Regions from separate parts of the Homo sapiens genome. Here region 1 is linked to region 2. A link is an interaction called in ENCODE POLR2A ChIA-PET data of the cell type or tissue named here. Cell type or tissue: PC-3. All regions are shown on one strand. Each heading gives the region's core, and the rest is flanking DNA. Links, peaks and the distances in the headings are about the cores only. Region 1 overlaps PARN (poly(A)-specific ribonuclease). Region 2 overlaps PARN (poly(A)-specific ribonuclease).

Region 1 (2,917 bases), core at 131-2,630, 110 kb after region 2:
TGTAGGATGTTGAGGTGAAAAATTGGCTTTATAATTAATATGTCTTTTCTCTGAGGCTGATTCAGTTCCTTTATGGCTTACGCTTCTTATATCTACATGAGAACTCTGCCTAGATAAGGTCACAGAGATTTTCTCATGTTTTTTAGCAGTTTTTAATTATTCTCAGTTTTATATTAGATATATGATCTATTTCAAGTTAATTTTTATATACGGTTATGAGGCATGGGTATGAGTTTATTTTTTGCATATAGATATGCAATTATTCCAGCACTATTTTATGAAAAGTAAATTACTGAATTACAACTCCTTAGTCAAAAATCATTTGGTCATATACGTATGGGTCTATTTCTGGACACTATTCTATTCCATTGATCTATATGTCTGTTCTTTCACCAATACCATACTGTCTTGATTACTGTAGCTTTGTAGTGAGCCTTGAAATCAAATATTGTACCTTTAATCTTGTCTTTTCTATATAAAAGTTTATTCTATTCACTTTTCCACAAAAGTTTTAGTCAGTTTGTCAGTTTCTACAAAAAGTCTGCTAGCTCTTTGATTGGAATTGTGTTGAACCTGTAAACCATTTTGAGGAGAATTAACATCTTAACTACATTGAGTCTTCCAACCCATGAATGTAGTGTATCTTTTCACTTACTTGGGCTTTCTTTGATTTCTCTCATCAGTGTATTATAGTTTTCAGCATGCAAATTTTGCATATGCTATACTGGAGTTGTCCCTTAGTATTTTACCTTTTGATCTATTGTAAGTCATATATTTTTAAAGTTCCACTTCCAGTCATTTATTGCTAATATAAAGAAATATAATAGCTTTTTAATTTTGACCTTGTATTCTTAAACCAACCTTACTTACTCACTTATCAGTTCTAATAATTTATTGTAGAGTATTGGATATTTTTCGTTTGAGAAATTCTATCTACAAATAAAGACATTTGCATTTATCTCCCCAGTACAAATTTTCCCATACACATTTTCTTTCTCTTGCCTTTATTTCTCTGGCTAGGACCTCTAGTACATTGTTGAATAGAAGTTGTGAGAGCTGACATCTTTATCTTATTCCTGATCTTAGGAGGAAAGCTTTCAATCTTTCAACGTTAAATATGAATTAGCTGTAAGGTTTCAGTTTTTTTTAGAGATTGATGCTCTGATTTTCAGCTTGGGGGATACAAACCTAACTGCTGTGCTCTGGGTACAGATTGGCAGAAGGGAGCTGGACAGCCTCACTCCTCGGTATGTGGGGGATGGCTACCCCATTTCGTCAGCTCATTTCGCCTCACTGTCACTCTTCACCATTGTACCTGGTGCCGCTGAGCCTGCGGAGATCGCTTTCTCCAGAGTATAAACCTCCTATCTAGCTCCTACTGGCCTGGGGTGATACCAGTGCCCTGGCTTCCCTGGGGTAGGGGATCCTATTACAGCCTTGCTCCCTCCTGACATGGCTCCAGTCCTCATCACCTGCTCGTTTTAGGAATCTAGGGCCTGGTTGTGCTGAGATTTTGCATGGCTTAATTGGGTGAATCTGCCTTTTGTAGAGCACTCAGATTTCTGTTTCTGCCTCTATGCAGAGCTCTTTGCCACTCTTCTCCCTGCTTTTCCTCTACAAAGAGAGTGCCTGCAAGGTGAGCTGATACCCCATTCTCTGATGCTGCCTCTCCTGTTCTCTTTTCCTCCATAGGTGTTATCTTCTCTCTGCAGATAAATAGTGTGTTCAATCGCTCATGTTTAACTTCCTGGAAATTTTTAAAAAGTAGTTTATTTTCTGAAATAGTTGGCCTTTTGGTTTGCAGGGATGATGTTTTGTTTTTCTTATAGCCTTGATTATGTTACTAATTTGATTAGTAAGTCCTTTGATTGAAGTCAAAAGGTAAATTTTAGTACAAAAGTAAATTTGATCCTAGCCTCTGAAAATTTCAGATGTTCTAAATTCAGGTCCAACTAATTGTATATTGATAATATATTTTACATTTAGAAATTATTATTAATGTAGTATCTTTCATGTTTGCATCAATCTTTTCTGTGTTAAAGTGAGTTGACAATAGGGGATTGTTTGAAATATTCAAAATAGTTTCTTGTGAAAAGTATTTCTTATTGAATGCTATTGATTCTTTGTAATGTTGAACTAATTTTTTTCTTAAGCCTCGTATTCACAAGTAAGCTTTATGTCTAGGATGGAGCAGATACACAATGCATTCATGTTTTCTCTGTCTCTCTCTCTCACACACACACACACACCCACACACACACCCCCACACACACACCCCTATTCCACAAGAGATGTCCTTATTACCAGACAGCTACCATTCAGACCTTATTTAATGTTAAGTTTGTTTACAGACTCTTTTTTTTTTTTTTTTTTTTTTTTTTTTGAGACAGAGTCTCACTGTGTCCCCCAGGCTGGAGTACAATGGTGCGATATTGGCTCACTGCAACCTCCGCCTCCCAGGTTCGAGCAGTTCTCCTGCCTCAGCCTTCCGAGTAGCTGGGATTACAGGCATACACCATGATGCCCGGCTGTTTTTTGTATGTTTAGTAGAGACGAGGTTTCACCATGTTGGCCAGGCTGGTCTCGAACTCCACCTCAAGTGATCTGCCCACCTCGGCCTCCCAAAGTGCAGGGATTACAGGTGTGAGCCACTGCGCCTGGCCCCAAGACTCAAATTCTTTATTAGAAATAAGAATCCTGGTTTATCAGTGATCTCCGAGGGTTTGGCTTCTGAACTGAGCATAGGTTGTCCAACATCCTCCCCTCTCCCACCTAAATTGAGCCCCAAACACAGAAACAGTCATGCTCATGGAATTCGAATTCACCATGAAAGTTTGTGAACACAATAAAAAGGCATTTCTAGCTCCCACTTACCGGATCTCTCCAGTTCATTTTGCTGTGTGAGGTAGTTTGCACA
Region 2 (2,917 bases), core at 128-2,627:
AGGGCACATTAAATTACTGTGAAGCCTTGAGTCTGGTTTTTTAAGACTGGAAACAAGTGCTACTTCAGGGAAGGGACTGCTTGCCTCAAGTTGATACTGCCTTATTTAATTTCTGCCTTGTGATCTTGATTGCCACTTCTGTGGCAGCATCAAAAAACTGCTTTTTAAAGAAACCTTACAGGCCACCCACCCAGCAACCTGTACTTGGTATGCTAGCCCTGCAGCACTGCAGGGGCAGTCCACGTGCTGAGCTGTTCTAGTCTTGTGTTTGCTCTAGTTACTTTAAAGTACATTTCTCTCTGGCTTAATAGCTTGTTTATTATTATAATTTAAAATAACTTGTTGAGGTAAAAGGAAATCAGTCAACCCTTGGATGTATATTTAAGCAACTTGCCTCCTCTGTAGTAGGGTATTGGATTAGTGTTCTGTAGGGTATTGGATTAGTGTTCTGTGGCTGCTGTGACAAGTTACTGCAAGCTTGGTGGCTTAAAATACCAAGTGTTTTAGGTGAATACATCTCTCATGGTTCTGGAGGCCAGAAGTTTCAAATCAAGTCATCAGCATTGCTGAGCTCCCTCCAGAGGCTCTGGGGAAGAATCTGTCCTTGTCTCCTCTGGCTTCCAGTGGCTGCAGGCGTTCCTTGGCATCCCTCTGCTTAGGGCCACATCACTCCAGTCTCTGTCCCCATGGTCACATTGCCTCCTCCTCCTCTGTGTGTGTGTCCTCTCTGTCTCTGCCTCTCTCTTATGAGGACACATATGATGGCAGTGAGGCCCCACTTGTATAATCCCAGATAATATCATCAATCCCAGATATTATCATTTTAGTAGATGTTAATATAATAACATCTACTAAGATTCCTTTTCCAACTAAGGTAGCACTCAGAGGTTCCAGGGAGTAGAAAGTGGACATATCTTTTTGGAGGCCACCATTCAGCCCACTGTAGGCAGGTTAGTAGTAAAGTCAGCATTCTTAGCTATTTCCAGCCTTGCATTGGTCCTGGCTTGGAGCAAGTGGGTAATAGTTATTTCCAAGACTATTTAGCATTTAATTTGCAGTGTTCAAGGATTAGCAGTATACTCTAAGAAATTTGGGCTACCTATCAAATAGCTTATCGATTGAACACCTTCCACTATGCACAGTATGTCACCTGCATTGACTGTTTTTTCTAAAGGCAGCCCTCATAGATAGGGGAAAATGTGCCCATTTTAAAGCCGAGACATCTGCCTAGGGCCCCAGGAGTGGCAGAGTCAGGGATAATCAAGCCTGTGCTCCACTAAGAAGGGATTCTTCTTCCATAGCACACAGTGTCTATAAGGGACAATGCTGTAGTTGGTGGCATATCTTTTTAAGAGACAGTGTTAGTGTCTTTGAAAGAAGATTTCCGTTTCTCTCAATGTTTGGCCTGAGCACAGACTGTAAAAGATGTTGACTTAGACTGTTGGATTGTGTGGGGCTTGTTTCCTCTGACACTTTACAGTATGTTGTTTTACAGGCCCTGCAGGCATTGCCTTTGTATAATGTTTAATTTAATGTTTTTAGTTGATGTAATTTGATATGCTTCATTTGGAGACTGTTGAAATGAGCTGCTGGTTTTGTTTTTTTCTTCCTTTGTTTTTTTTTTTTTGCCTTTGTTTCTAGTGTATGTATTTAAGAAAGGATATGAGTTGGCTTCAGGACAAATGTTGAGTAACGCTCTATTTGTCAAAACAGCAAGTGGCTAGATTGAAAACTGTATTCCCCCCACCTGAGTGAAATTAAAATAACTGATGCCACAGTCACTCCCATCTAGCCAGTGGTTACCCTTATTTTACACAGGAGCCTTAGTGAGCAAAATAAATGAGCTTATTTTGTGAGAGATGTCTGCATGCTTCCTACCCTGGATGATAAAATTAGTTTTTTATAGCACATAAATATGTATAATGATGAGCCTTGCATACAGGGTTCTTATGAAGTGCTTTTACTGCTCTGCCCTGAAGGAAATACCAAGACCGTTTGCAAGTACAGTAGAGCTGCTGGTCGGTTAAGGTTTCAATTTCTCTTTAGAAGGCTTGGGACTTGGGGTGAGCCGCAGATTAATTCTGTGCTCAAATTGGGTTGAGATGAGATTGTATTCAACATTTCTGTATCCCAGTCTGTAGTGGTAGGAGAGGGGTACAATTTTACTTGGAAATCTCTTTTTTGAGAAATCGGAAGTGTAGTCTTGAGAGAAGCAGAAAGCAGATGGACACGAATGCAAATTTTTCACTCGGGGAGTGAAAATACTGAGTTCTTAGGAGGAAGGATAAAGAGTTTGGGGGCTTGAGGTTTTTCCTTTTGCTAGGAAGAGAGACCAGAATAAACTCTGTTCTTCTTTATTAACACATGTCATGACATTAGAAGTCTGTCTAGATCATCCAGGCCTGTGTGTGTGTCATTATGCAAACTAAACCTCTGTGTCCCTACACCTCTGAGGCCTCGCCTCACCCTGAGATGCTGATTCACTCGTTTTCCTGATGGTGATCACGGTGTGTGGGAGCAGGTGTGCCTGGCAAGCCCCATGCCCAGGTAGCAGCTTGCTTTGCACTACAGTCGTGGGAAGGTTGTCCTTTTGATCTCCGGCCACATGGCTCTCTTCACTGCGTGTTGTTCCTGTTGCCTTGAAAATTCGCTCTACCCAAAGCTCTTCCTCAGACAGCAACCTCATTTTTTGTATCAGGGCTCCACGCCATCACGTGAAGCTATAAGTTAATCAGCCCTTTGAGTATTATAAAAAAATGTTTCTGGGATGTTGTATCCTGAGCACTTGCTTACACTTGCTTCTCTTATATACACAAGGGCTTTGACTAGTGGTTTAGGATGAAAACCCTTGTCCCTAGCTGCTCCCGCTGGTACTCTAGGCTTACCATTTCACAGGGAGGCTATGGAGACAGCTCAG

The links. ChIA-PET counts read pairs that join two places held together with the same protein. Peaks named below come from ENCODE experiments on the same cell type or tissue, not always from the same donor. Only the 100,000 strongest peaks of a DNase experiment are listed, where the experiment ranks them.
Region 1: POLR2A ChIA-PET joins it to region 2 with 5 read pairs; 2 of 35 experiments call an interaction of 5 or more read pairs at or near these places.

The regions. Positions count from the first base shown.
Region 1 is chr16:14,457,264-14,460,180 of GRCh38, reverse strand. The region is part of intron 22 of PARN (poly(A)-specific ribonuclease); the gene reads left to right. Among named protein-coding and RNA genes, the nearest start is that of LINC03107, 30 kb to the right of the region's middle. RefSeq lists a silencer at 1,235-1,529. In PC-3, for the core only: no CTCF peak of the experiment used is centred there; no DNase peak of the experiment used is centred there.
Region 2 is chr16:14,564,121-14,567,037 of GRCh38, reverse strand. All of the region lies in intron 18 of PARN (poly(A)-specific ribonuclease), which reads left to right. Among named protein-coding and RNA genes, the nearest start is that of PARN, 65 kb to the left of the region's middle. In PC-3, for the core only: no CTCF peak of the experiment used is centred there; a DNase peak (open chromatin) is centred at 1,567; H3K4me3 peaks cover 589 bases; H3K27ac peaks cover 1,620 bases.